Linked DNA regions of Homo sapiens: region 1 is linked to region 2. The links are chromatin loops, found by intact Hi-C in ENCODE. Cell type or tissue: OCI-LY7. All regions are shown on one strand. Each heading gives the region's core, and the rest is flanking DNA. Links, peaks and the distances in the headings are about the cores only. Region 1 has its middle 130 kb from the start of LINC02227. Region 2 has its middle 100 kb from the start of LINC02227.

Region 1 (16,131 bases), core at 5,514-8,013, 230 kb after region 2:
AGCCCCCCACAACAATTGTCTGACCGAAAATGACAGTGTTGCCAGAGTTAAGAAACCCTGCTTTAATAACTATAAAACCCTTGCTGCCTCTTTTTTCTCTGTCAATCAAATGGGGGTAATAACAGTCTTTGCCTTAGAGGATTATTGTCAGGACTGAACAAGAGGATCTATGCCAATGGTGCCTAACTCACAATTAACAGTTGACTCTTTCATTCAGTAAATATGGAATGGCCACAAGACAGTGGATATAAAAGAGTGTGAAAATACTTGTCTTCTCTTCACTACTGGAAACTCCAGGCTAGAGGGGGAGACATTAATCAAATAGTCACGCAGACAATAAAAGTTAACTATGATTATTGTTATTGCTATTATTTAAAAGAATTCTCTTCTTTTGGTGACTTCTCCATGCTAAGCCTCATTCCCAAGCCACTTCGGTGATTTTTCTAATATAACCCAACAATGGCTAATACCAAAGGTGAGTAAGCTAAAAGCTTTCCATGGCTACACTGGGATGGAGGAGCAGGAAAGCTCTTTGCTCATCTGTCAGCTCTTCAACCTTTGAGGGAAGCTGCCTCCAAGTTCTAATTGCCTGCTCCAAACTCCACAGCGTCGGGGGAAGGGGGCACGTGATCAACGGCAGCCCCGCCACTGTGCTGTGTTGCTATAGTAAGGATGCCCTTTATTGATCAGACTGGCCTGGAGTCATGTAACTCCCCAGCTTACTGCTGAGCTCCCCAAGGGGCAGTTGGCAGGCAGTGGTATCTCTCTGGACTAACGCCGATCCCCAGCTCTGCCCTCTCTCCTCCCCTGGACACACAAAGGATGCCTGCAGAAACACCTAATGTTTCTTTGTAGTGTCTTGTCATTCACACACTAATTTGAAGTCACAGATCAAAACTGGTGAGAGACATCAGGGGAAAGATATTTGAAGACTCCCCCCTTCCCTAAAGCAATGCTGCAGTCCTGCATCAGCAGCCAGTAAGTCCACTATTTTCCCCAGAGAATCTCTTTCCTATCCTTTAATTTCACCACTTTCAGAATCTCTCCATCTTGCCAACATTTTTATTATAGAAAGTTTGACTGACTCTTAGAGTAAGTGCAATATGTCTGCTACGGATCAGAAAACCAATGTCCTGAGAGGTTGATGGACTTGCTGAAAGTTCACAGTGCTGGTTAGTAACTGCACAACCAGCACTGTGAGATATCCCCTTTCTTTCCTCCTTCCTTTTAGTTCCCTCAGAAAATGGGCAACCAGGAGTCATTTCCATGTGGATTTTTCTTTTGTTTTCTTTTTAATTTCTAAACATAAGGCACTAAAACTGTCTTGCTTCCTTAAGAACTTCAAATGTCATTGAATATTCACATTTATCTTTTGGACACCCTCCTCCACTCCCACCCACCCACCCACCACTACCTGCATGTGCTGATGATCTATGACCTAACTGTGGGGACTTGTTGGTGAGGTAGGTTAGGCACTGGTCACATGAATAAGTGAAGATCATATAGCAAGTCAGCAGCAACACTAGAATTTGGGGTTTTAGTTAATGCAAGATCCTTTAAGCCGAAGAGAAAAAATACACAGAAACAATCCCACAGCTCTATATCCTACACCCATGGCAGACATTGCTAATCAATCACCGCACACTCTCCTTTCAAACCCAAATACAGCCTCTAGCTCCTTTTTAAGACAATGTTCCAAATAACTTTCATGCTTCCACAGGTTCAATGTAATATGTGGTTATTTGGGAAGGCCCCTTCAAGAAAGGTACATTTTGAATAAGACTTAAAGATAAAGTGAAGACAGAAGACATGTGATGAGGCAGAGGAGGAACATTCCAGGTAGAGGGAACAGTACATGAAGAAGTGGCAAATATGAAATCATATTGGCATATTCAAGACTCTGGAAGAAGATAATCATAGCTGCACTGTCATGAGCAAAGAGAGGAGCAGTAGGAGATAAAGGCAGGCTAGGAGGACATTTGGGGGGTTGTCCCTAATCACTCAATGGTCTTCTAGCTGCTAACACCTTCGCGTGAATTAATTTACTGTACCTATAGGTAGAGGGTAATCCAAAGAAGACCAAAAATACAAGAAATTTCCACCCAAAGAATACAGGTTTGAGCAGAGGATCTGGATACCAAAAAGAAGACAGAATCACTTACCATCTTGCTAGCAAGTAAGGAATCACTCTGTCAGCAAGGTGAGGAGCTGAGGATCTACTGTATCTGTCAGGACTCAATCAGAGAGGCAGAACTACTAGAAGGGATATGTATACAAGCATATGAAAGGATTTCTTACAGGGATTTGACTTTACTTAATTGTGGCACTGGTTAAGCAGTTTCTCAAGGCTGTTGTCTTCCCATCTTATACTGGAGCTTAGGGCCTGCAAGGCAGGCCGGGGAAAGGGAAGATGGATGTAAAGTAAAGGAGAGCAAGAAGCTGAAAGCCACTGCATAAGCTGATGCTCACAAGGATGCACTGGAACCTATGTCAGTGCTCACTGCCTCTGACCTTGATGGTCTGCTTTTCCTACAGAGGCCAGAGCCCTTCATCTTGGAGATAGGCACACACATAGCCCAAAAGTTGGAGAAGCTATGCAGACCTGCCTAGCTGCTGCCTCATGCCAAAGAGGTGAGCCTACAGACAACTGACAGTGTGTGGAAGCTACAAAATGGCTACTGCTTCAGCTCCAGTCTCCAGATCTTATGAAAAGAAACTTTCTGCAGCCTACCCTAATGGGAACACATCAGGAAAGGGATTCTGGAATCCTGGGACATGCAGTTCAGTCTAATCAGTTGCTATATTACAAAGCCATCCATCAACTGAAGAATGGACTAGTAATGCCAAGTCCTGCCTATCTGCCGCCATCTCCTTCTACCCTGCTCCTACCCACATAGCTGTGATCATCTCTGGATTACACTAGGAATGACCAGGAAGTCCATTCTATAGGTTCACCAAGCCATCAGCTGTACTTACACACTCTCTCTTTCTCTCTCTCTCTCTCTCTGAATTTTTTTCATGTAAACCAAGAAACACACAGAGCCTCATCAGTTAGATGTCTGAGGGGATTTGTAGAGGCTGAGAAAGTAGAAGCTGAGTGAGGCTGAGGCGACCATTCAGACTGTGTACAAGCAAAGGAGAGTTGGAGCCGAGAAAAGCAATAATGAGAGAGACCTGGGGACGTTTGAAAAACAAAGAGAGGCCCTTCATTTCCTAGATTTCTCTTAGGGCTTCAGCTGTACTTTGCTTCCTGTGTAAACATACGATGGCCAATTGCAATAAAACTCCACTTTCTCCTTTACTTTTGCCAGCTGGGCTATGTTTATGTTTCTGGTGTTTGCAGTCAATCTCTGCCTGAGTCAGACAGCTGAGGTTGAAGGTAAGTTGGACCTGCTTCCCAGTTCTCCCTTGTTACCACATTCAGTGACCCAGACGGCACAAGTTGGAGGTGACTCAGTTCACATTCATGAAGATGTCTGTGAAGTCACAGTAACTTGGAATCAATGGTGAATAGAGCAAAAGCTACAGAAGTCACAGAAACGCTTCCCTCCTGCGCTGAGTGCTGGGCACGTCACCTCAGCAGAGGCCTCATAGCGGGGAAATCTCAACTCACTGCTCCTTGTAAAATGCACACTTGAGAGATGGCGCTCTTCCCAGAGCTGTCAATCTTTCAGCATTCACGATCCTGAAAATCAATTTAACAGAACGTTTTAAAGTAACTTTTTCAAACTTTATGCCAAAAAGAAAAAAAGAAAAGAAAGAGGGAAGTGCTAATTGCACTTTAGAGCTTCAGATGTTTTTTTCAGTCCAGGATCTCAAAGTATGTGATGAACTCTCATTTCACACAACCTTGCTTCACCCCTTGGTGGAAACAGATTGGTATTGTTGAGTTCATTTTACAATATGGATAAACTGAGGACCTTCTCAAGAAAGATGAGAATGCCATCATTTCCAATTTCCCACTTCAAGAGGAATTAAGGAACAGCGTGGCTCATTTAAATCACAGACCTTATAAATGCCACTGGCTGAGATAATATGTCAGACATATTTCATTTGCAAATACTCCACTCAAGGTGTTGCTTCGTTGGTCACTATATGCCTTCCCCACTAGGTTGAAAACAAATGGACAGCTGATAGCTCACATCTTTACAATTCTATAAATAAAACTATTAAGAGAATGCATCCATCCCACCTTCATTTTCTGAAAACTTCAGAGAGGAAATCTGAGTGAGGGATTTGGGTGGGTGGCCAAAGTGGACCAATTTCTGTGGCCAGAGAGAGAGATACTGTGATTGGCCAGGTCTGGGTCACATGGTCACCCCCATGGCCAATGGAAGCAGAGAACATTACCAGGAAGAAGAAAGAGAGCTAGCATAAACATAACCAGCTGGGAAATCGCTGTGGGCTGAGCAGCCACCCAAAATTGTGTGGTCAAGAAAGCTTCTACCTCAGCAACTAAGAAGTAGCCATAATGGGTACAGAAATACAGTTAGAAAGAATGAATAAGATCTAGCATTCTAGTAGTCAGTAGCACAATAGGGTAACTATAGTTCACAATAATTTCTCGTATAGTTTTAAATAACTAAGAGAGTGGAATTGGAATGTTCTGAACACAAAGAAATGATAAATGCTTGAGATGATAAATACCCCAGTTACTTTGATTTGATCATTACACATCCTATGCCTGTATCAAAACATTACATGTGCCCCATAAAGATATACAATTATTATGTAACCATAACAAATTAAAAGTTTAAAAAATTAAACTGCAAAAAGAGGTATATGTTAACCTACGTTATTCTCTCCCTGTCTTAAGCACTCTAATATAAAGATAACTCGTAGCTAAATCTTTGTGCACATTCACACTTGACTCCATAGGATAAATTCTTAGAAGTGAAATACCTAGATTAAATTTTTTGTTTGTTTGTTTGTTTGAAGCTTTTGATCTCCTTTGCTAACCTGCTTTTCAGAAAGGAAGTACAAATATATGTTCACACCTATATGTGAATGCTTTATCATTATTTTTATTTGCTTCCTAATTGAAGGGTGAACATGTAATAAAACAGCCTATGAAGGCAAATGAAACAGTAAAGAGAAGTAAAGGACCCAAATAAATGACCATTTAGACAATCAGGATCTGAACATCTGAGAAATGTTTGGACTGACGAGCTAGGAATTAAATTCAGGTGAAATGACAGATTATCCTAGTCCTATCTATGATCAAGGGCTGTGACTTTCCCGAATCAGGTAGCAGTGTGATCAAGAAGGGCCTTTCATGTCAGGCAGCTGAGCATTTAGGAGTAGCTGGCCATGCATAGCTCCCTTCCCTAGCCTCCACCGATGAGAAAGCAGGGATGCCAGTCTCTCTTGGCAGCAAGCAGATGAGAATGCATTTCTCAAAGATCACAGCCCCTGGAAGCCAAGGCAGCATACCTGTCAGAGGCAGACTCTGCCCTATAATTGCCCCTGATACACGGTGGGCTAATTGCCATTGCTGAAAATAATCTCCAAAGACTACAGCAGGCGTCATAAATAACGAGAGGCTCAGCGACAGCCCACTATGACAAGGTCTCAATCGCTCTTATCTTTTACTAGAGTGGAGCTTGTGCATTTGTGTTACTAATGAATCTTTTTCATTTGTGCAAGTGATGTTTCCATTTGACAATGACATGAACATAAAGTGGAAGTTAATTTACTCCATTGCAAGAGGTTCATTATTTAACCTGACGTTGAGGACAAAACAATGTAGCTTAATAGATGACAAATAGAAATTAGTTGTGATGAATTTTGCCATTTAATTCTAGCAGACTCACTGAATGTTTGCCATAAACATGGCAAGAGAGCCAGGGTTACCTTCTCTGTGGGTGGGACTTGCTTACTTTGGTATTTCCAGAGTATCATCCAAGGATAGAGAAGCTTCCATTGGGAAGTTCCATTGGAAACAATTTCCAGTTACACAGTAAACTTTGGAGACTAATGACGATGCCCTGCCAGTGGGTCAAATTTTATTAGACTTTGTTCCTTTAACACTGGAAAAACAATTGATTTGCAAGGCTAGACACTAGAAGTTGTATTGAATATTGATCGTTATTAGCACTGGTGCCTAAAACTCTATGCTTGTACATTTTTGTTCTTGCACATGGAGGTAGCTGAGCGATAACAGGAATGGGCTATAATTCTAGAATAAAATGGAACTTGTGTTTGAATCCAGGTCAACTAGTTAGGAACTGAGTGTGCTTGAGTTATTCAACTTCTCCTAGCCTCAGTTTCCTCTCCTATAGAATGGGGATGATAATAGCATTTACCTCATAGTATAGATCACATAGGATCCTGAGAAGAGAGAGATACATATAACTTGTAATTTTTATGGCATTGATGTCCTTAAATAATGGTTAGTCAGTGATTCTACTTTTTTCTTCCTCTACCTAAATAGGCTCCCTGTCAGAAAACCAAGATATGTCATTTATACTTTCAAATAATCAGCATGCTCCTTCTCCCATAGTTATTTGCACTTGCATAGGCCTTTTCACTGCAGAGAGGAAGACTCTGTCCCCAGTTTAAGTAATTTTAGGTCCAATTAATTGTATAATGAAGAAAGAAAGGAGGAAATCATTTTAGGCAAAAAGGACAGGCTGTGCAAAGGCTCTGTGTTAGTAGGGAATGTGAGAAATACAAGAGAATAGAAGAAATCCGATTTCTATTTAGGGCATAGACATTCAGAAGGTCATGGTAGGAGAAATAGGAGGGCCAAGACTTTGAAGGCCATGGTGAAGAGTTTTGTCTTTATCCAAAAGCAATGAGTGGAAGGCCACTGAAGTGTCCTAAACCAAGCAGTGATATATTTCAATTTCATTTCAAATAGATAACCCTGGAAGGGGTGTGGAAAATAGATGTGGAGGCAGGCAAGAGTGGATGGAGGCAGGCAAGAGTGGATGTAGCCAGACGAGGCTGGAGGCTACCCCAGTGGCCCAGACTGAGATTGCAGTAGTTTAGAGAAAGCAGTGGTAGAGACAGAGAAATGGAAAGGTTTGATTAATACGGAGGAGGTAAAATTAACTGGCCTTGGCAATGGGTTGGACATAAGCATAAAAAAGAAGGGGGTATCAATGATGACTTGCATGGGCCATCAGCATGCTAGATGCAAAACAAAATAATAAAGTTTAGAGAGAGCAAATTAATTTTCCTAAATTAACAAACATCGATTAGTGACCGAGCTTATGATATGTATGTGGTGTGTATATGTGTGATATGTGTGTATAAGAGAGAAAGACAAAGTATTTATGTGTATGCTGTGTGTTCACACGCACATATCCAGGATATACTATTTAGATAAACTAAAGATTTGAGCCCTGTTTTGCCTCTAGAAGTTAGGAACCTTGTATCTGCCTCTCGCCTCTACTAACTGCATCCCTGTGACATATTACTCAGGCCCCGTGCTTATTTTTCTAAACTGCAGAGTGCATATGCAGCCCTCCATACACTCTCTTTTATCTATCCAGTGTGTGGCCACCTCATTTTTATTGTTATTCTGGCTTCTATTCAATGTATTAGTTTGTGGCCTATGTAAGCATATTTTAACAATTTTGAAGAAATCTTTTCGTCATTGAAGCTTGTCTATAGAAGGCCTGAACTAATCAGTATTTCATATTTTTACTGCTTTCCACCCCCCCTTCCCCCACCACATACACACACCCATATATGTTTTGCTATTTTAAAGAAAGAGATTTAACAGCCATAAGGCACTTTTAAAAATAACATTCACATCTGGGCTGACCACCTGTATGCCAAAATTTAGCTTGATGTTAATTAAAACAGGCATGTTATAAACCTCAGGAAATAGCAGCTGACCCCTGACTATGAATGTAATGCTATAATAATACGTAGTAAAAATAAGACATTTTGAGGCTGTTGCCCAAACCACTCGTGCATTAAAATTCTCACCACTGTATACTCTTGCACGAGGATGGGTAAATCAACTGCAGAAGTGGTCCAACCAAAAAAATAATAATGATAACAATTTAAGGGGTAAGCGCCATTCATTAATGCAACAGATGACTTTAAATGGCTATCCTGGACAGGCACCACCAGTCTGCCTTGTGGAGAGGACTGTGCATGGAGCTTGGAAGACTGATCAGCTCCATCCTGATAGGATAATAATAATATCAACAGTAAAGTTATTGAACACTTTACTGTGTGTCTGGCACTGTGTTAAGCACTTTTAACATACATGAGTGCATTTATCCTCCTAACACCCTACAAGTTAGGTGCTACTTTTATCTCCATTTTACAGATGAGGAAACAAGACTTCAAAGATTTAGTTACCCTCCTTAGGCGGTACAGTGGCTGAGCTGGGATTTGGATGCTGGCCATCTGACCCACAGTCCAGGTGGCTGTACACAACTACAGACTTCACCTTCACTCCCTCTTGGATTCTGCCCTATCTGCGAGTGCCCCCCATGCTTTTCAGATCCAACCACAAGTGACCTCCTGTATTTCCCACTGCCTTTCTTCTGGCCCCTTTTTTTGTCACTTTTCTCCCATATGACCCCAGAGACTCTCCCTCTTCCTTTTCACTTTCTCATCAGCCTCACTTATTTGAAACCACTCTTCTTAATTGCCTTTGACACCCTGATATTTGACAGCTCAGTCTCTGCTCTGCTTTTCATCGGATCCAGCTATTTACCACTACCTCTGAATTCTACAATTGTCTTCTTTCTCCTTGCACTTCAGAATTTTATTTCATAAATTAGGGTATTGAAAATTTTCATTTTAAGTCACATATATATGTATATGTGTGTGCGTGTGTGTGTGTCTGAAATTTCCATAATTCACTTCACTTCCAAATGCGTATTTTTTAAAAGATAAAAACATCTTTGAAACGCAAATATATTGTAGCTCCTGAAAGCCATAATAATGGTTGTGTATTATGGGAAAGAGTCATAGAATCCACTGGATATGAAATATGCAGCAAGATATAACCAAACTCTATCCTACAGGATCCCAAAGGCTTTATGCATACGGTCTTTATTCAAATACACTGGCTTTGAATCAGAAAGACCAAAGATTTGTTCCCACTTCTACACTTACTAGCTGTGTGACTTTGGACAAATCCTTTAACTTCATTTTGCCTTGGTTAATTATCTTTAGAACTAGGATAACTACAGGACTCTCCCCTTAGAACTCTGATAAGAATCAAATGAGATTATATACTTAAAGTGCCTAATCTAGTAAGTACTCAATAAATGATATTAATGTATTGGTTGATATCATGTATTGGTTAAGTATTGGTTATTAATACCAATACATTAGTAGTATATAGACATACCTCAGTGATACTGCATGTTTGGTTCTAGACCAGAACAAAAAAGCAAATATCACAATAAAGAGTCACAAAAATGTTTTGGTTTCCCAGTGCACATAAAAGTTATGTTCCCACTACACTATAGTCTATTAAGTGTACAATAGCATTATGTGTAAGAAAACAATGTGCATAACTTAGTTAAAAAATATTTTATTGCTTAAAAATGCTAATGATTTTCTGAGCCTTCATCAAGTCATCATCTTTTTTATTGTGGAGGCTCTGGCCTCAATGTTGATGGCTGCTGCCTAATCAGGGTGATGGTTGTTGAAGGTTGAGGTGGCTGTGGCAATTTCTTAAAATAAGACAAATATGAAGTCTGCCATATTGATTTATGAAAGATTTCTCTATAGCATATGATGCTATTTGATAGCATTTTACTTACAGTAGAATTCCTTTCAAATTAGTCAGTCCTCTCAAATCCTGCTGCAGCTTTATCAACTGAGTTTGTGTAATATTCTAAATCCCTTGTTATCATTTCAACAATGTTCACAGCATCTTCACCAGTAGATTCCATCCCCAAAACCACTTTCTTAGCTTATCCAGAAGAAATAATTCATCCATTAAAGTTTTGACATGAGATTGCAGCAGTTTACTCACGTCTTTAGGCTCCACTTCCGCCACTGAAGTCTCTAACCCCTCAAAGTCATTGATGATGGTTGGAATCAACTTTCCAAACTCCTGGTAAGGTAGATATTTTGACCTCCTCCCATGAAACGTGAATGTTCTTAACAACATCTAGAATAAATCCCTTCCAGAAGGTTTTAAATTTACTTTGCCCAGATCCATCAGAGGAATCACCATGTATGGCAGCTATAGCCTATGGAATATATTTCTTAGATAATAAAACTTGAAAGTCAGAATTACTCCTTGATCCACGGGCTGCAGAATGAATGTTGTGTTAGCAGGCATGAAAACAATATGCATCTTCTTGTACATCTCCATCAGAGCTCTTGGGTGACTCGTTATAAATGAGCAGTAATATTTTGAAAGGAATCTTTTTCTCGAAGCAATAGGTCTCAACAATAGGCTTCAAATATTCAGTAAATCAGTCTGTAAACAGATGTGCTGTCATCCATGCTCTGTTGTTTCATTTCTGGAGCATAGGCAGAGTAGATTTAGCATAATTCTTAAGGGCCCTAGGAGTTTTGAAATGCTTAATGAATGTTGGCTTCAACTTAAAATTATGAGTTGCATTAGCCCCTAACCAAGAGAGTCAGCCATTCCTCTGAAGCACTGAAACCAGGTATTGACTTCTCGGGCCTGGAGCAGTGGCTCACGCCTGTAATCCCTGCACTTTGGGAGGCCGAGGCAGGCAGATCACCTGAGGTCAGGAGTTTGAGACCAGCCTGGCCAACATAATGAAATCCCGTCTCTACTAAAAATACAAAAAATTAGCTGGGTGTGGTGGTGGGTGCCTGTAATCCCAGCTACTCGGGAGGCTGAGGTGGAGGAATAGCTTGAACCTCGGAGGTAGAGGTTGCAGTGACCCGAGATTGTGCCACTGTACTCCAACTTGGGCAACAAGAGTGAAACTCTGTCTCAAAAGGAGAAAAAAGAAAAGCAACCAGGTATTGACTTCTCTCTAGATATGAAAGTCCTAGATGGCATCTTCTTCCAACAGAAGGCTGTTTAATCTACATTGAAAATCTGTTGTTTAGTATAGCCGCCTTCATCAATGATCTTAGGTAGATCTTCTGGATAAATTGTTGCAGCTTCTCCATCAGCACTTGCTGCTTCATCTTGCACTTTTATGTTACTGAGAAGGCTTCTTTCCTTAAATCCCATGAATCAACCTCTGCTGGCTTCCAAATTTTCTTCTGCAGCTTCCTCACATCTCTCAGCCTTCATAGAACTGAAGAGAGTTAGGGCTTTGCTCTGGATTAGGCTTTGGCTTAAGGGAAGGTTGTGGTTGGATTGATCTTCTATCCAGACCAGTAGAACTTTTGCCATATAAGCAATAAGACCGTTTCACTTTCTTATCATTTATGTGTTTCCAGGAGTAGCCCTTTTAATTCCCTTCAAGAACTTTTCTTTTGCATTCACAGTTTGGCTAACTGTTTGGAGAGGCCTTACTGTCAGCCTCTCTCCGCTTTTAACATGCCTTCCTGACTAAGCTTTATAATTTTTAGCTTTTGATTTACAGTGAGAGATGTGCCACACTTCCTTTCACTCAAACACTTAGAGGCCATTGTAGGGTTATCAACTGGCCTAATTTGAATATTGTTGTGTCTCTGGGAATAGGGAAACCTGAGGAGATGGAGAGAGATGGGGAACAACCAGTGAGTAGAGCAGTCAGAACACACACAACAGTTATCAGTTCAATTCTTCATCTTCTATGGGCATGGTTTGTGGCACCCCAAAACAATTACAATAGTGACATCAAAGATCACTGACCACAGACCACTATAACAGATAGAATAGTCATGAAAAGGTTTGAAATATTGTGAGAATTACCAAAATGTGACACAGAGATGCAAAGTGAGCACACGCTGTTGGAAAAATGGTGCCAACAGACTCGCTCAGCACAGGGTTGCCAGAAAGCTTCAGTTTGTAAAAAATGCATTATCTGTGAAGCAAAATTAAGTGAAGTGCAATAAAATGAGGTGTACCTGTCACAGTTTTAAAATAGTTGTAAGAATTGCTTCTGTACTAGCAGCAATGATAGTAGTCGTTGTTACAACAGCGCATCCAAGTTCTATGCTAAGGAAACTCGAGCCCCTTCTTCCATCCTCAGCATCTCAGCCATACTGAACTGCTTCTACTTATCCCCAAACAAACACCATACTGTTTCATCTGTCCTGCTTCTTTTTCTATATTCTTCTTTTTCCTGGATTGTTGGTGTCCTATAAAATGGCCTGCTGAGGTCCAAATCACCGTTCAAATCTCAGATCAAGCATTAGTACTTCTGTGAGCTTTACCCTGATTCCTCAAGACAGCCTTAAACGTTCCCTATCCTATTTTTCTAGAAAGTCTCCCTACTACACTAAGCTAGTGAAGAACAGGAACATTTTACTTTATATTATTTTTGGCATTACTGTATTCCCAACACCTGACACAGTGGCTAGTGTATTGTTGATGTCCATGTAGGAAGCTTTGGCACCAAGGAACAGAAATTTACCTCCACCCCTACCTCAAAATGACTTAAACATGAAGCAAGCATGTTACCTCATACAACATGAAGTTCAAAGGCAGAGTAGGATCCAGGGCTCAGTTAATGTCTTCATATCCGCATGAGAAATCTGGCTCTTCCCATCTCCCTGCTGTCATACTCAGTGAGGTGGCCATGCCTTCAGTACAGAGCCTTTACAGCCACAGCCGTCATAGCCACAAGGCAGCCACACACATCTTCAGGCTCCTTATCCAGGGGCAACAACAGCAAAGAAAGAAAGGAACCATCTTTTCCTGTGCCTCCTTAAGAGCAGCTAAGAAACCTTTCCAAGAAGCCCCCTCAGACCTCTGATATTCATTTTCCCAGGATTAGGTTTTTATGTTCATTCCCAAACCAATCATTCACAAAGGAAATGAGATTACCATGATTACCTTAGGCTAGGGATCAGCAAACATTTTCTGGAAAGAGCAAGATAGTAAACATTTTAGGCTTGGCAGACCATACGGTGCCTGCCGCAACTACTCAACATGCCCTTGTGTTACAAAAGCAGCCACAGACAATATGTAAATGAATGAGTATAGTTATGTTCCAATAAAACTATTTATGGACACTGAAATTTGAATTTCATATAACAGTCACATGTCAGTATTCTTCTTTTAAATGTTTTCAGCCATTTCATAAATCATTCTTAGCTCAAAGGCCATACAAAAACAGGCAGCATGCTGGATTTGGCCAAAAGGCTATCGTTTGCTGACCCGTCACTTACATTATTTGGGGTTAAATGTATATTGAAATGCCATCCACCACAATGTCTCAAGTGTGCAATAAATATTTGAAAAGTTTAAGAATAAACAACTAAAGAAAACACAGCTCTTGTTTATGAGAACTTCATAGGATATCCATGTATATGATTTCCTGAAAGAGATTTTTCAAATAATGGTTTTGTCTAATGACGGTGGGTTCAGCAGAACTAAGCAAACAAACAAAAATTGTTGCTTGTGACAGATTAGCTATTAAATTATGAAATGGAAGATAAATAAAATTTTGTGTTAGAATGTGTGGGAAATACAGAGTTGAAGAACCCCTCATGAATCTAAATGCATAAAGCATTTGTTTGGATGGTAAGGAGGTAAAAGAGATCACTAATGGGTATTTCCAATGTTAACATCTTCTGACTTCACAATTTTCCAAACATAATGTTGCATGTATTCTGATGCAGGCAAAGAGATAATTACGGAGTAACTGCTTGCACTCAGTGTAAATTAATCAAATGTAAATTTAATAAACTGTAAATAGAAGATACTCCTAAGCTGATACGGCAAGCGAATCACCTCCATTATAGACTCATTTTTGCAAAATTACATCTAATCATAGTATTTTAAGATAGTGTTTGGCAAAACATCTCTAAATCTGTCAACAAAAGCAGCTATTACTTCTTTGCGGCTGAATACCTTTGCCAACAAACACCCATCTGTCTGGAAAGATTTATGTGTGGTTCTGCCTGAAGCCAGGGGTAAAAATCTCAATGACCTCTGGGGATTTCTTTCACCTTTGTGTTCAGAGAGTCAATAAAAATTCGTTTTAAAGTAACCTCAACTGCACAATCCGGAAAAAAACTACAAAGCTGAGACGTAATCAAGTTTGTCCCAAGAATCCCCCAAATAGAAATTCTTCTAGTAATTATACAGGTGATTTTGCTTGATCAACAATTTAATCTTGCTTGTCAATTGCTGCTTTAAGAGCCTCCAAGCTCCTTAATACAGCTCAGAAGAAAGACCCACAAGTCCCAATTAGCACCACCATACTTAATCCTCTACCAGACTGATTATTTTAGTTCTTCAAGCACAGACCTTGGCCCACACAGTTCCTTCTGCATGGGCCACTCTTTCTCCCTCCCCACAGCTCATTCGCCCCTTGCTGTGGCTGATGTGTTCTCTACCTTCAGGCCTTGGTTCACACTGGGGGATCAAGGAAACCTTCTCCCTCTCCCTCTACCGTCCATGAATTAGATGGCCCCTTTTAGGTGATAGCACCCTTTTCTTACTGCTTATAGTGAAAGTACTTTTCCGTGTAAGCATTATTCCCTTCAGCGTTGAGGACAGAAACTGGGTCTTCATTATTACAGCAAAAAGCAGAGGAGGCCAAGTTAGAAAGTGATTTATATGCCTTGCTAAAAAGTTTGGGCTTTATCCTGAAAGGTATAGAAAGAAGCTATTGGAGACATTTGTCATGCTCATATATACCTCACCAGAAAGTTCATATCAGCAACATCAGAAATGGACCTCCAGAGGATGAGGATAGACGGTGAGGGGTCCACACTAGCAGCACTGAGACCACTTAGGGAATGATTCCTGTGAGCCAGGTCAGAGAGGATGGAGGCCTGATCTACAACCATGAATACTAGGGATGGAGAATCATGGTCAGTTAGGAGAGACATTTAGGAAGCAGAAATCTGTGCAGTTCGTGACTGAGTACACAGTAAACTGAAAAACTTTGAGAGAGAAAAAAAATCAAGGTGAAATTTGGCTTCTGGTTTGGACAACTAAGCAAATTATAGTGCTAGTCACTTGAGAAAGGTTACAGAAGGAGGAACAAGTAGAGGTATGGAGAAAGTGATGATTACTTCCCTTGATACACTGACTTCAAGAAGCCTGCAAAGCATTTAGAAGGAGGTGACCAAGAGGCATCTGTATAAATACATATGAATCTAATGTAAAGAAGAGAAGTCTGGACCAAAGATACAAATTTGAGAGTCATCGGGTTGTAAAAGATACTGAACTCACCTATGCAGTTCATCAATGTATCAAATGTATATTGAAAAAATAGAGGCCTTGACCAGAAGCTTGAGCAATACCAACATTTGAAGGGTAACAGAAGAGGGGCTCATGAAGAAGACTGAGAAGGAGTGGCCAGAAAGGAAGGCAAAATCAAGAGGAAGTATAAAGTCAAAGGAAAGAGAAAGCTGCAGAAGATAGATATTATTAATCAGCTATGATTACATACCAATCACAGAATCTCAGGTGCATGCGGTAACAAGCATGTATTAACCTGCTCCCAGGTCAGCTACAATGGCTTTGCTCAGGCTGCAGGCATTGGCCGTAGCTGCTCAGCTCCACGTATCTCTCATTCTCTTGGGACCAGTGAGTGCCATGAGGCATGTTCTTCTCCTACTGATGGCAGAAGCCCAAGAGGAACATATGGAAGCTTGCAATGCCTTTTAAGTCGTAGTCTCAGGCTAGCACTCTACTACTTCTGCTTTATTTCATTGGCTAAAATAAGTCACAAGGCTAGGCTGTGCAGGTCAATGGGTAGAAAAGCGGTAAAAAGGGATCAGAACTGTGACTGTGGCTGCAGCAATTTCATAGGACGCTTTGTATTGTCCACAAGTAAAAAGTGACATTGTTCACTCGAACTAAACTATTGTTTTGTATGTTTTCAAACATACCTAGAGTTGGAACCTGGTTGGCCCATCCCTTTGGAGGAATCTAGCATGCCAGGGTCAGTCACTAGAAGTCACACCTTTATAAGAAGCCAAGGGGTTTCCCAGGTAAAAATAATCATACAGCCTGTGAGGATCAGGAGAGTGATAGGGTCAGGCTTTTTTGATATCAAAGGAAAGGCTGGCTCAAATAAGCTCATGAAAGGGGGGGAGTTTATTGTA
Region 2 (16,131 bases), core at 6,082-8,581:
AATTGAATTGCTACTCTACCCTATACTGGAAGTTACTGGGTGGATCCAGTATTTTCTAGCCTCCTCCGGCCCACAGTTATTGAGATGTGTGGTTCTTCCAGGTTTACTAGCAGAGGAACACCTAAGCTTTAGATTTTTAGACTCCTCATAGCCTTCTTTTGTCTCCCTTGAGGATGAACATAAAACCTCTAATGAGTGGCACTGTCAAGAGAAAGGAGGTGGCCGGGCACGGTGGTTCACGCCTGTAATCCCAGCACTTTGGGAGGCCAAGGCAGGTGGATCATGAGGTCAGGAGATCGAGACCATCCTGGCTAACACAGTGAAACCCCTTCTCTACTAAAAATACAAAAAATTATCTGGGCATGGTGGCGGGCGCCTGTAGTCCCAGCTACTCTGGAGGCTGAGGCAGGAGAATGGCGTGAACCCGGGAGGTGGAGCTTGCAGTGAGCTGAGATCGCGCCACTGCACTCCAGCCTGGGCAACAGAGTGAGACTCGGTCTCAAAAAAAAAAAAAAAAAATGAGAAAGGAGGTGCTTTAAGGAGGCAATAGGGCAGGATCTAAGAAAAAAGGGTGATATTGAATAAAGGACAAATATCGTGGCTACCATTCATTGGTTAGGCACCTGGCATGTATTAACTCTGATTCTCCTAGCAATCCTTCAAGGAAAACAGTGTTACCACATTCTTTAGATGAGGGAGTCTTGATTTTAAGGTAAAGACACTTGATCAAGGTCACACAGTCAGTACGTGATGGAGACAGAGCCAAAAGGCAGGTCTTTCTGCTCCCAAGACTAGACATTCCTAGGTGAAGAAAATAACAAAAGGTATAGGTTCTAGAGTCACACTACAAGAATTCCAACCCCGATTTATGGGCTGCATAACCTTGGTGAACTCCTTTAAGCTTCCTGGGCCTCGATTGCGTCCTATGTAAAATGGAGGTATTTGCATCTATCTGATGGGGTTATTGAGACAACCAAATGAAAGAATCTTATGTCCAGCTTTTGGCCTATAATCAGTGCTAAGTAAGATGTTAGCTGTGGTATTATTGCTACTATGCTATCATCATCATTATTATTATTTCCCTGTGCTGCTGCCTCTCTGAAACACAATATCCTAAAAGGGCAAATCGTATGTTGAATAAAAATGCTAGAGATGCTCATTGGCACAGCACATTCATGGGGCCATGAGCTCCTCACTCTTGCTGGAGTGGAGAGTTCCTGCAAAAGAGTAGTGGGTGATAAGACTACAGACAGATGCGGAGCTGCATTGCACTGAAAGCTTTGAATACCCTGGGAGATGGGCTCAATTGGGCCCTGGCAGGGACCTGCCTCAGGGGGTGGCAGTCACAGAACTATTCCCAGCCGCTGTGCTTCTCATCCTCACCCCAACACAAAAGGGAAGGATGAGTGACACCTCAAACAACTTTGGAGAGTCTAACAACAATTTTCAACTTCAAACAGGCCACACATAAAAGTTGAAGACTTTTGCTACAAACCCAACCACTGGGAAATCACTGCCTGGCTGACATTAATTCCCCAGCCACTATGAAGCCGTTACTGAAAATGCAACTTTTTTATTCCAAGTCCTTTAACATTTCAATCTAGGGCATTGGCAATGTGGAGCAAATCCAGGTCAGGTCCTGCTTTAATCCCCAAACTGAGTATCAGTGTTAAGTCCACAAGGAATTAAGGCTCAGAGGTGAGGGCAGGGAAAGACAAAGGGCAATAGGAAGTTATTTAGAGCCCACTAGAATTGTCTTTCTTTTTATTAGGATCATTATTGATTTGGGTCGCTATTATTTTTGTTGGCACTGAGTTTTCCATTTTTAATCTCACATTACATTCTTGCAGCATTTTAGAGTCTATAAATCTGATCTATGTGTCCTCTGATTTCATTTGCTTTGTAGGCATTGAACAAGTTAGGTTTCAGAATAATGAGATTAGGAAAAATAGGAATCTCCAAGATCATGCTACTTATGTTTTAGCACGAGCCATCTCAGGTGTTCCCCATGGCTTCACTGCCAGGCAACGTCAGAATTTGGAACAGCTTCCACATCACCAGAGGTCTAGACTTCAAAGTGGAAATCATTCACTGAGTTTCTGTTAGTGCAATGGTGTGTGGCACTGTGGACTGGGGTAAAGATACAACCCTTATTTTAGAGGAGGTTTCAGTCTCATGGAAAGATAAACAGCTCCTTAAGTAATCATAAGCAGTGGAGAACAGATGAGGTACAAGTTGGGGTAGAAATATCCATGCTCAGCGTTTCAGGGGACAGGTCGAAAGATAGTTTTAATGTTTTGGGATAAATATGGCATAAGCCTATTGTTTAAAATTGTTTTCACATAGAAAACTTTTCATAGAAAAGTAAAAGAAAAAAAGTAGACTATATCTTCAGACCCCACTACTCTGAGATAAAACAATGTTAAAATCCTATTTAACATTCTTCAGATATCTCTCTGTAGCCATCTGATTTTGCAGAGCTGTATGAATGAGTATAGCTGTAGATAAACAGATTCATATGTGAAATCACTCTACACGTGCTGATTTGTAAACCTCTTTTTATTTTAGAATATCACATCAACAAATTTTAATATCAATAAAAATAGAATTGTCACATCATTTAAAAATACTTGTATCCTATTTCACTGTATGGATATACCATGTTTAGCCAGTACCCTTTTGATAGTTGTTTCAGTAGTTTGCAATTCTTTGTCATTATTAGCAATGACGTGATGTTCATCCTTCTGTGCACATCTTGTATACTTAGGTGAATGTCTCTTTAGGGTAAATTTCTAGAAACGGTATTGTTTTGGATGACTCACACTTAGGATTTGACAAAAATTGCCAAATTGCCTGATAGGCTACTTTAAAGTTTCAGGTCCCAGACATCTGGTCACGGGGTAGTCTTTTCTGCCTTGAAGCTCACTGTTAGCTCCCTGGAACTTGTAAGAAAGGCCAAGGTAGAAAGAATGTGGAGGAGGAAACACACCTAACATGTGCCTGGTTCTACAAGGTTTTTTATGCATATCGTCTAGTGTAAGTCCAACATCATTCTCAAGAAATTGGTATCATCCTGGTCACTTGATATAAAAGAAGGGCTTGGAAGTTCAGAAGCTGGGTCAATGTCTTCTCTTTTTCTTTTTTCTTTTTTCTTTCTTTTTTTTTTTTTTTAAGACAGAGTCTTGCTCTGTTGCCCAGGCTGGAGTGTAGTGGCACGATCTCGGCTCACTGCAACTCCACCTCCTGTGCTCAAGTGATTCTCCTGCCTTAACCTCCCAAGTAGCTGGGACTATAGGCATGCGCCACCATGCCAGGTGATTTTTTTTGTATTTTTAGTAGAGATAGGGTTTCACCATTTTGGCCAGGCTGGTCTTGAACTCCTGACCTCAGGTGATCTGCTTGCCTCGGCCCCCCAAATTGCTGGGATTACAGGCTTGAGCCACTATGTCCGGCCTGAAGCTGCGTCAATTTCTTAATTTCTCAAAGAAAGAGAGAAGTTCAGCACTGAAACTTGGGCATTCATGGAGTTACAAGATGCCCTGGAGACCTAAAAGATGAGTAATAGAAGTAGGGTGAAGAGAACAAACTTTATTTACTTTGAATGTTTGCCCCAAACTCCACTTTGTCCTAGTCCTACTAACACTCATTAAAAACCAGCACTATGTATGAGTGCTGTGCCACTGCTGTCTCTGTAACTGGCAGCACTTGCTTAGGGCTCCTAAGATTGGCTCCTTATGGGGTTGGCTTTTTCATGAACTTCGGTGTGAGAAACAGGTAAGTTTCCTACTTCTCTAAGATCTTAATATAGGAAAAATTAGCCAGAAGCTTGTGAGGGGAAGCTAGCCAAGGTGTGTGTTTGCTGGAAATAAAATCAGTGGGCCTTCCAGGGCTGGGGAAATGGACTTGGGGGTATTTCTTCACCATCTGTCCAGTCTCCAGTGTGTCTTGATAGATGGTTTTCCCCTATAACCCATTAGTCACCTCATCCCTCTCTCTGAGCTCTGTTTTTTGAAATATGGTTATCTCATTTGAATAGCAATGAGTAAGTGCATTGGAAGCTACTTGAATGCATTCTGAATGCATTAAACTGGAAACATACAATTCAGTGACATACCTATTGCCAAACTATAGTAAAAGTTGAAGTGATTAAAACAATTTAATGGCATGAACATGCATCCAGAAAGGAAGAGAGAGAGAGAGAGAGAGGGACAGTAATTTTTTCCAGTGCAGCATCAGCCCAGTGGTTGATACTTTGGAAGAAGTGGGTGGAGGCCCTTGCCAAGAGAAAGTGAAATAATTGATGAAGACCCAAAGGAAAATGTCCTTGATCTTGAAGTTATTACTTCATTTCATGAAATACCTTAAAAGTCAGTGAAAGACTACAAAGTCAGAAAGTCAATTGTTTTTTTTCCCCTTGGATACAATTCCAATATGTGCATATAAACACGTCACAGAGTTCTCTTAAAAAAAAGTATAGCTTGGGATCTAGGTCATGCTTTCAAATAGCCTTATTATACCCGTTATGAAGTGGACACTCAGGTATTTGGCTTGGAACTTTTATCCACACCCAAATGGCTGGGTGATTTATAACTTGCTATCCACATTCTCATAGCTGTTTGGTCAATGTTAAAGCCTCAAATTAGGCTTGACGTTTATCAGAAAATACACACACACACACACACTGAACTATCATTCAGCAAATGATGTCATAGGCTAACCACTATTTCCAAGTACCTTTGCACTGGAGCTAGATTCTAGTTATATGTTCTTCCTCCCTCCCTCCCTCTCTCCTTCTCTTTCTCCCTTCCTTCTCTCCCTCTCTCCTGATGTTCTTTCCTTTCTCCCTTCCTTTCTTCTTTTCTTTCTTCCTTTCCATTTTTTTTCTTCTCCCTGTCCCTCTCTCTATTCCCTCCCCTCCTGTTTCTCCTCCTCGTTCTTCTTTTTAACATTCATAGCACGGGAAATAAATGATTGACTTCTTCTTGTCTTATTCCAACTGATTTCATTCTCTTTTGTTTTGGAAATAGTGCTAAAAACCTCAGGAGGAAATGTTTTTTGTTCAGTGACTGATCTTGATACTTCCTGCTTCTTGTCAAGCCAGAAATAGCTCCTCAACAACTGCAACCAGGGAGTAGCAAGAAGTGCGAAAATGAAATAAAAATTTGTGTATTTCTCCGCACAGAAAAAAAATCCATTGTTCATTCATAAATAAATAAATATTGATTGGGCTCCTCTGATGATAGGTCTTGTGCTCATGCTGGGGCTACAGCAACAGACAAAAAAAGAAATGATTCCTCATATCACTGAGCTCAGAGTCCAGTTGATCAATACTTACCTTGAGAAACAGTGCTGTGGACATGGTCTGTTACCCTCCCAGGTAACAGGAGGAACATTTGTTTCTCCACGTGTATCACTATGGGGTCTGGGGGAATTAACACTATCTTCAGCTAATAGTCAAGCCCTAACTGGCCTAAATTGATTAATATAATCTCATCCCTAGAGTACAGTATAGTACAGTTATTGTGTCAGAGATGGACACATGAACTATGTTGGTCCAATCAGAGAGAGTATCTTTGCTTAATGACTAAGGAAGGAGAACCAACTTCTCTCCTCTCTCTCTCTCTCTCTCTCTCCCCCTTTCTCTCCTCATTATCTTCCTCCCCATTCCTGCTGAATGTGAATGAGAAAGCAACAAGTCATACTGTGGCCATGAAGGGGGCCAGGCCTAAAGTGAAAATGGAAAGCAGAAAGAAATCAGGTATTTGGTAACATAGTAAGCTGCTGGATCAAACCCTAGCTAAAGCTTCTTGATGTTCAACTACTTTCTTCATCTATATACAGGTTTTACTTGCATTTCCTACCCCTTAGAGGTAAAAGAATACTGATACACACAGGGATGTATGGCTTATTCAACAATTTGAGAAATACAATATTCTACTCACAAAAATGTTCCATGTAACTGAAATGATACTTTATCAAATATACTTGATTTATTTTTTATAATTATTCTAAATTATACACATTGATGCCTTAAAAATTATACCAAATAAAAGATGTGAGAAGTACTCATATAATCCTAAATACTTCCTCCATGTTCCATAGTACACTGACATCTTTGCAAACTACTGATGTGGATCGAATTGTTGTCTACATGCTAAATATTTCTGAATACCACCCTTTTTTAAAAGCTGCACTTTGGAGTTTTGCAGTTATATTCTTAGCTTCCAGCTTCCACTCTGTGTGAAGATCATGACGCCAACCTTTAATAGCTATTTATTCCATATAAATTACTGCTTCTAAATCTGTTACAAGCTGGGAAACCATATTACTGAGTTTGTTAGAATTGTTTTTAAAACAAGAATGAATGGACACTACGTAAATGCCTTGGGGGCAGGGGGCAGGCAGCAAGTCTCCTGTCTATTACATGTTCTTAACCCTATTGTTGGAACTCTAAGGCTCCATGTAGAGGCCTGAGAAGCCTACACAGGAGATAAGAAAACAGAGCTGTGGGGTCCTGGGAACACCCCCTCCCCATTTCTGCTTCAATCAGCGCATTTCCATTTTTATCTGTTTTATGTAACAGAGTTCTGAAAAAGATTTCATTTGAAATAAAGATTCAATTCTTTAAAGAAAAGAAATGCTCCCCTATACCAGCGTATACGATGGAATACTGTACTAGTTATTTTCAGGTAGAATATTTTCCATAGTAGAGGTAAAGTCTTGGTTTTGGAAACTTACCTACACAATTCCAGTGAAGAGAAATAAGAAATAAGAATTGCAGTCTCTGCCTTGTGGAAAATGGCTTAATTTAGTTTTACTAATGTTGCTTATTCAAATCTCATCTCAACAAAATGCATCTTTGCAATGTCAACAGTCCATTTTGCTCCATTAAATCTAAGGTGTTATGAAGCTATAAGATATAAGGTGTTATGTAAGATATACCATTATTGTATGTAGAATTAAGAAAGAAAAAGCATGGCCAGTTAAACCATACACTGCACATATCCTTTGTGCACCACTTCACCTACAACAGTTCTGTGTAGTGTTTGGCCTGCTTCTGACTGCTTCCTGCCCCAGAATTTCTCTGACACTGCACTGCAGAATGCCTGCAGCCTTGACATTTACACACCTGCAACTTAAGGATGTGGGGAGGTCATGCTCCATGGAGCAACCCACAACCAACTGTAGACAATGTCCTCACAGCAGATGATTCTAAGCCAAATTTCATAAAACTCTCCACAGAAGGTCCTGGGTGAATTACTAGTCACATACAGGCTAGGCCATTCAATAACATCACCTTGCATTACCTTTCCCCACTTCTTGTTCACTTGCCCTCTCCTGGCCCTAGAAATCCATTCTCAAATAAGCTACCTGCATGCAAACCTTTGTCTTAGGCAGGCATTGTGAATTGTAAGACATATCCCAATTTCAGAGATGTTAAATATTTTCATCTAAGAATCATGAAATATGGTCCTTTATGAGAATAAAAGACAAATTTGTTAAGTAAACAAGTTGATATCAAAGACCGTCACCCTATACTTAAATAAATAAATAAATAAATAACACTGCAATTTTATTTGTAAATTGTTCTCCTTTGCTTCTCATCTACAGCCCAGGGCAATGTTCCCACTGAGCACAATGATGACACTTTGTCCCTGTAAGCTCCTCAGGCTTCAAAGAGGGATTAGAGAGTTCACTTCACTCTCTGCAGAGAAGTACAAAAGTCAATGAGAGACTTTTATGATCTCCCTCCATACCTGCTCCTCCTAGGTTAAATAAATGGCACCTCCATCCACCCAGGTGTTCATAACAGAAACTAGAAATCATTATCAGGTTATGTAAAGTCTGCCTCTTTAGAATTTCTCAAATCTGTATAATTCACCTTATCTTCACTGCACCACCTATTTCATGCCACCATTACCTTTCCCTGGGCATTCATTGCCTCTGAACTGGTCTCCTACTTCTACTTTACCCTACTCTAACCCATTTTCCATATTATTCTTTCCATCCATCCATCCATCCATCCATCCATCCATCCATCCATCCATCCATCCATCTATCCGTCCGTTCATCCGTCCATCCGTCCATACGTCCATCTATCCATCCACCCATCCATCCATCCGCCCATCCATCCATCCGTCCATCTGTCCATCCATCCATCTGTACATCCATCCATCCATTTATCATCCATTATTTTGTCAAATAATTATTGAATGTTTATATGCAGGCACTGTGCCAGAGTTTGAGGAGTCAATGTTGAACAAGAAAAATATTGTCTCTGCCCTCATGAAATTTTACAGACAAGTATAAAATCAGGTTACATATCTATAAAAATGTTCATATATGTGAATATTTCAGATTATATATTTATACAAATCAACTTGACACTTTATCAAATCTACTCGATTTATTTTTGATGGTAATTATTACAAATTATACACATTGGTGCCTTAAAAATTATACCAAATAAAAGATAAGGAAAGTACTCATATAATCCTAAATACCTCCTCCATGTTCCCATAGTACACTGACACCTTCGCAAACTATCACTGTGGGTTAGATTGTTGTCTACATGCTAAACATTTCTAATATTTTCCTTTATTAAAAGCTGCATTTTGGAGTTTTACATTATATTCTTAGCTTTCATCTTCCACTCTGTGTGAAGATCACTCTGCCAGCCTTTAATAACTATTTCTTCCATGAAATATATATTTATATATTTATAAGTATATTTTACATATATAAATGTTCTGATTTTTATATATAAATTAATCTGAAATGTTCCAATTTTTATATATTTATGTATAAATGACAAATATTTCAATATTTTTATATTAAATATTTAAATAGTATATTTATAAATAATATATACATAAATATAGATAAATAAACTTGACAAATATTTAAATATATATTCATATGTAAATATATATGTGTGTGTGTATGTATACACACACACACACACATATATATATAAATCTGAACATTTTATTCCCTTTCTTTAGTGATACTCAAACAACTTCCAAAATCTTAGCAGGTGAGCCCTATAAGATCTTTCACAATCTGGCCCCTCAATATCTAGTCTTGCTGCAGATCACATTGTGACACCCTCCCTCTCTCCGTCCCCCAACACACAGGCACCAGCTACAGTGGCTTTCTATCAGCTCCTGTAGCATCAAGCTCCTTCCCATCTCAGGTCACCAACTTTCTCTTCTCCACCTGAAATATTCTTCTTTCTCTTTATTTCCTGGTTAACTCTGATTCCCCTTCAGAAGGAATGCCTTCTATGAAGCCTCTACCAGGCTGAATCCCACTCTCCTAAGAACACATCACATGCTGTGGCACTCATCAAAAGTTTAATAAAATAATACATTTTTAATTTGAGGTTTATGTTTTTTGTTAGACTGCAAACCTATCGATGGCAGAGCCTTTCTTTATTGTATATGCAATGAGCAGCTCAATGCCTTTCATATAGTAAATGCTCTTAAAACACTTGTTAAATGTGTTTAAGAAAGGTCTTCACGATAGCAAAGTAAAAAGAATATTGGACAATGATTCAGGAGGCCAAGGATCTACGCTTTATCCTTCTTACCCTTTGTGGGCTGCACATATGCCACTTGCAAAATAAGTGGATACCTACAGAGATCTAAACTCCCTTACAGTTTCAATTCCCACAGACATAGGATTTAACAATTTAAAGGATTAAACCTCCAAATTCCAAGTTTTCACAAATGCCTGAATTTCAAATGTGCTGGTACATCACAACACTCTCCTTAAAGTGCACTGGGCACATTTTAAGGAGTTTAAATTGAAAATATTTAATGTCCAAATATATTCTTATTTCAATTGAGATATATAACATGTATATTATGTTATATATGCAATCTGAAATGTTCAGATACATATATAATAGATATTATATATAAACACATATATATAATATATTTATAATTTGTTGAAAAATTTGCCTGAGGAAATAAAAAACATGGTGTTTTTATGGTAGATTCTGAAAGGTAGCTTGAAAGAAACAGTAAAAAAATTTAAGAATCATCTCTAAGTTAATATTATAGAATCCCAAAGCATTAGATTTTAAGATTTTTTATAAGATTCTCTTAAGAACAATTTGAGTTAACAATTTATTGAATAATCACTATATTCTAATAAGATATTTTGTTCATTATCTATATAGTTCTGTGGTTTGCATGTGGGGGTCCCCTCCAAAATTCATGTTGATAAAGATGGCAACAATAGAAACCAGGGACTACTACACTGAGGGAAGAAGGGCAGAAAGGGTTGAAAACTATTGGTTACTATGCTCGGTACCTGAGTGATGGGATCATTCATACCCCAAATTTCAGCATCATACAATATACTCAGGTAACATACCTGCACATGTACCCCCTGAATCTAAAATAAAAGTTGAAAAATTTGGGAGGCTGAGGCAGCGGATCACTTGAGCCCAAGAGTTTGGGCAGCATGGCAAACCCCTGTCTGTACCAACAAAAAAAAGAAAAAAAAATTAGCTGAGCATGGTAGCATGAGCCTGTAATCCCAGCTACTTGGGAGGATTGATTGAGCTCGGGAGGTCAAGGCTCCAGTGAGCTGTGATTGTGCCACCGCACTCCAGCCTGGACAACAAAGTGAGACTCTATTTCAATTTTTTTAAAAGTCGAAAAAAAGTAAAATAAAAAACAAACAAACAGAAACCCAAAATTCATGTTTAAACTAAATCCCCATTGTGGTGGTATTAAGAGCTGAGACTTTTTGGGAAATGATTAATTCGTGAGGACTCTACTCTCATGAATAAATTAATGCCCTTAAAAAGAGGCTTCAGAGAAAACTCTCTCTTTTATGCCCTTCTGTCCCTTCTGCCATGTGAGAACATGGCATTTGGCCTCTTTGGAGGATGTAGCAAGAGGCTCTTACCAGGTACCAAATGCTGGTGCTTGATCTTGAACTTCCCAGCTTCCAGAACTGTAAATAACAAATTTCTGTTCTTTATGAATCACCCAGTCTCGGGTATTTTATTATAGCATCACAAACGGACTAAGTCATATAGCCATTCCAACTTTCCTTTGTTTGTATTTTGTGATGCATCTTCATTTCATCCTTTTACTTTCAACTTAACTACCATCTTATATTCAAATTTTATCTCTTATAAATGACATATAGTTAGGTCTTTTTCAAAAAGTTAGCTTGACAATCTTACTAGGGTATGTACCTTGACTGTACTTACTGATACTCACTGGGGCTTTCTCTTTTCTAGTTATCTATTTTTTGTTTATTTCTTTGTTCCTTATTCCTGCTTTCCTGCATTCTTTTGGATGCCTCATATGTCTTTTATTCAATATTTTGTTCTTTAATAGTGTTTCAACTGTACATTCTTGTATTTTATTTTTAATAATTTCCCTAGATACGTCAGTATGCAATCCTGAATTTAACAGTCTATTTAAGACACTTATGAGTTTAACCACTTTTATTTTACTCTCCACCCTTTGTGCTATTGTTGACATATTTTCTTCACTCTTATGTGATAGGCTGTACAAGACAGCACTATTACTGTTCCTTAAACAGCAATATTTGTTTATATTTTCCTATCTATTTATCCTTTCTGGTATTCTTCATCTTTTCCTGCTTCCACCTGGGTTCATTTTCCTTCAGCCTGAAGAATTTCCTGTAGATTATTTCTTAGAATGTCTATTTGCTTGTAATAAATTATCCCATATTTTGTTTGTCCAAAAGTTCTTTATTTCACATTAATTCTTGAAAAATATTTTTACTGAGTACAGAATTATAGATTAGTAATTTTTTTCCCATAAGCACTTTAATGATATAATTCCATTGTTTTCTGGCCTTAATAATTGCTAACGAATAGTTAGTTGTTAGTCTAATTATTTCTTCTTTGAAGGTAATGTATCTTTTTCTTCTGGCTGTTTTTAAGATTGTTTTCCTTGTTCTTTGTTTTCTAACTGCTTGAATAAGATGTGCCTATTTAATTTATTTTTTAATCTTACTAGAGATTCATTGAGCTTCTTGAATCTGTGTGTAATGGCTTTCATAAATTTTGGAAAATTCTTGACCATTATGTATTTATATGTTTGTGTCTGCCTCACCATCCTTTTTCCTAGTGTAACACCAACTATAGGTATTAAACCTTTTTATTGTTTTTCATATGGCTCTTATACCCTTATACTCCCTTTTATTCCTTTCATTCTTTCTTCTCTTTGTGCTTTGTGGATATTATTCATTGGCCAGTCTTTGAGTTTAATAATTATGCCTTCTGTTACATCCATAGTCCTGTTTGAAAATTGTATTTGAAGTTCTAGAATGTTCATTTGATTGTCTTTATATACTACAACTCTTGGTTGAAATTCTAAAAATTTTCATCTCTTAAATCTATCTTGTCAATTTTCACCTCTATTTTCCTTAGCATATTAACCATAGTTATTTCAAACTCCTCATTTGCAAACTTCAATATCTGGATTATCTGCAGGTCTGTTTCTACTAGATTTTTTTTCTTGCTGTTTCTTTGCCTATTTTTTATTGCTAGATTTTTATTGCCTAGATTTTATTGCTGTTTCTTTGCCTATTTTGTGTCTAGCAATTTTTATTCTATTCTGGACATTTAGAATAAGAACTATAAGGTCTTCATATGGTATTTCCTACCAATAGGGGTTCCCCTTTCCATTTTTTAGACAGACACAGGGATAAACAAATCCCTATAATCCTATAAGGGATTAGTTGGGTTTGGATTGGGTTGAAGTTTTAGTAAGATTTATTCCATCTTTGGTTCCTCAAATGTGACCCTCCTAGGCTTTTGACTGGGAGCCTTGAGGTCTCAATTTCTTCAACTCTAAAAGTGCTAACCTTTCTAGATTTCGAATTGAGTTCTTTACCTTCACATATTATGCAAGTTATTGGTTGTGTACGTTTTGTAGAGTCCCCTCCCTCTAATGAGATCTTTTTCTCCTAAGTCCCTAGGGTGACCAATTCATGACGGTTTTCCTGGAACTCTGTTGGCGTTAAAACCAAAAGACCCACATTCTGGGAACTCCCTAAGCCCCAGGTAAACTAATACAATCGGTCACACTATAATCCCCACGAGACAGCAGGAGTTTTCACTTTTCCTTTCTTTCCCAGGCCCCAGTCTCTCACGCCTTCCTGGAATTCAGCAAATTTCCCTTGTATTTGAGCTCCTCTATTTTCCAGTTTATCATTCCAGATTTTGACTGCCAAAAAACTGCTGACTTGTTTTTCCTTTATAAAATCCCTCAATTTTGTTTAAGTTCAGTTCTTAGGTCACTCCCAGTGATACAGCTTTGATATTTGTCCCCTCCAAATTTCATGTTAAAATTTCTTCCCCAGTTTTGGAGGTGGAAACTAATGGGAAGTGTTTGGGTCATGGGAGAGGATCCCTCATGAATGGCTTAGATACTGTCCCTATGGTAAAGAGTGAGTTCTCATTTTATTAGTTAATATGAGAGCTAGTTGTTCAAAAGAGCATGGCACCTCCTTTCTCTCTCTCTTGTTCTCTCTCTCACCATATAATATCAGCTCCCCTGCCCCTTTCACCATGGCTGGAAGCTTCCTGCAGCCCTAACCAGAAGCAGATGCTGGTGCCATTCTTCTTTTATAGTCTGTAAAACTATGAGCCAAATAAGCCTCTTTCAATTATAAGTTACCCAGCCTCAGGTATTCCTTTATAACAGTGCAAACCAAATGAATACACCCAGAAATTGCAAATGCCTCCAGTTAAGAAAGCTTCCAGTGACCATTAGATTTTCTACAAAGAAAATCTGAAGTTTTAGTTAGTCTAGTTCTTTGTTTGTTTCTATAGCCCTTCTTTGCTTTAAAAGTTGATTTTTGTAGTTTATCCTTTTTGCTTGGTTAGTGCAATGGGAATTTTGGCCTGCCATGTCTGATTAGCCAACTTTGAAGTTGGAATCTACAGATTATGTCTCTTAACATGTAAACTTATAAGATAGGTGCTATAATTATCTCCACTTTACACAGGTATTGGGAGGTTAAATGAGTTTCACGAAATCATGTTGCTTCTAAGAGTCTATCTGGAACCCAAGACTGTCAAGCTCCAGAGCTTTTACTCCCTAAATTATATTAGTATAACTTTAAAAACTAATTATAAATAGTATAATTTTCAGAAACCAAGGTTCTGAAAACTTAATTGACTTGCCCAAGACCCTAAGGAAAGTTTGAGACAAAGCCAGGATGAAACTTCAGAGCTCTTAGGCCAATGTTTCTTTCAGAGCCACATAAGAGGACATCCAGCATGATATATACATAAAGAAACTGGTAATACTCTAGATGCAGGCATTATGCAAGGGAAAAATACTTGCAATAAATTTCACACATCATTAATTGCCACCCTGCATGTGGGGAATTTCACTAATTTATGTTGTACACACATTTTATCTAAGGGCTGATACACATAAACATAACTTCAGCAAAAAATGTGTGAAAATATATGTTTTTAAGAAAATAATAAATAAAATATAGTCCTCAAATATGCTAGCTGCAATGCCTTTTTCTTCCCCAAGTGGAATTGCTTTTCCTCATAAAACATCACAAGGGAGTTAGAACTCTTCAAAACTGAAGCTACTAAGAATGCTGATTTCAAATGGTGGTAGGGAGAAGAAGGGAAGGATCTTAAGGGTTTTCTTTAAGAATCTTATTTCTTTCAATTAGGCTGACCTGATTCTTGCCCTGTGGGTCATTTTCTTCCTCCAGTAAAGGAAGTATCACCACAGAGACTGAGGAAATGACTTCCTTTGGGCGACAATAAAGCAAGGCAATATCAAAATGAGGGAATTTGTGTAAGAACAGAATATAATCCCCTACCTCCAGCTCTCTCCCCTGTTGGTTTGCTCTGTGTTCCACAGTGTCTGCTCTTAAGGCATCTCTTATGGACTAAAGCACTGCATTGGTAAAGTTTTTGTTAATGCAGAGATATTTCCTAGCATAGAAGGTGTGGTGGGCACACGAATAAGATTTCATTGTATAGCAGAAGTTAAGTTGGGAGGTCCTAGTGAGGAGATCCTGATGAACTAAGGAAAAGTAGTGTCACCCAGTGTAAATCTGAGACACTAAAGAGCAGGAATGACATTTGGCCTCATCCTTTCCCAGCATCCATTGCCCTAGTGAGATCCTCAAGGGAAAACTTAGCTTTGGGCCACACTTCTTTAGGACCTATGGCATGCCAAAGTCCACCTCCCTAGAAACAGTATGATAGGTATTGTTTTAGGAGCTGGGAACACAGTGATAGAAATGACAGGCACGAGTATTTCCAGAAATTCCTGCGCTTAGGAATGATGGAGAATATATGCTGGCCAGAAAATAAGTGTACATAAACACACAAATCAAGTACGTACATGTATTATGCATCCAATCTGTGCCATGGATTTTCTCCGAATTCTCTGATATCCTCAGAGTGTACATAAAACCTTAGCAAAGAAGTGAACAGTACTTTGTATGTGTACAGCTACTACCATTCACCCAGATCAATGTCCTCATTTCTCCAAGTAAGCCCCAAACACCTCAGCAGCTGTATTCTGGCAGCAGAGATGTGGCTGTCTATTCACAGATGTGTGCCATTCGATCACTAAAAAGGAGAGAAAGAAAGAGAAGCAATATGGGGGGAGGAGCAAACTGCAGGGGTTAGAGAGAAGAAAGGGGATACAAGCAAGAGAGGCAGAAGAGTGTGTAATACTGGACAAACTGTTGGGCATTCGGAAGCTCTGTGACCTTTCAGAAACTTCACCAAAATTCTCATCTTCAGAGATACGCAATATACTGACTTCCTTTTGCAAGACATCTGTGAAGGTCAAGACACTCTCCAAGCACTCCTTTCCGGCCTGCTGTCCCCAGCCTAACACTGCTCATGAGGAAGTAACCAGCAGCCATCAAAGATTGGCCTCGGCGCATCCTCCTACACCACCAGGACTGCTGGGAGGTGGTGAACTGCATTTTCTTCTTTTTCTGTGGCTTCTGAGTGCAGATCCCCATTTGTGTAGAGCCAATGAATGGTAAATATCAAGTCCTTGACTTTCTTAGACCTGTGGGACTAGTGTAGAAAAAAATAAAAGCACTCTCAATAGTTTTATTTCTGAAGCTGAC

What was found. Hi-C counts contacts between places; a loop is a spot of excess contacts. Peaks named below come from ENCODE experiments on the same cell type or tissue, not always from the same donor. Only the 100,000 strongest peaks of a DNase experiment are listed, where the experiment ranks them.
Region 1: it touches region 2 in a loop (10-fold over the local background); 1 of 110 quality-filtered maps calls a loop at or near these places.

Annotation. Positions count from the first base shown.
Region 1 is chr5:158,275,243-158,291,373 of GRCh38, reverse strand. No RefSeq gene overlaps it. Among named protein-coding and RNA genes, the nearest start is that of LINC02227, 130 kb to the left of the region's middle. In OCI-LY7, for the core only: CTCF peaks have their summits at 6,670 and 6,872; DNase peaks (open chromatin) are centred at 6,963 and 7,833; H3K4me3 peaks cover 643 bases; H3K27ac peaks cover 1,360 bases.
Region 2 is chr5:158,502,638-158,518,768 of GRCh38, reverse strand. No RefSeq gene overlaps it. Among named protein-coding and RNA genes, the nearest start is that of LINC02227, 100 kb to the right of the region's middle. In OCI-LY7, for the core only: no CTCF peak of the experiment used is centred there; DNase peaks (open chromatin) are centred at 7,128 and 7,648; H3K4me3 peaks cover 1,406 bases; H3K27ac peaks cover 2,500 bases.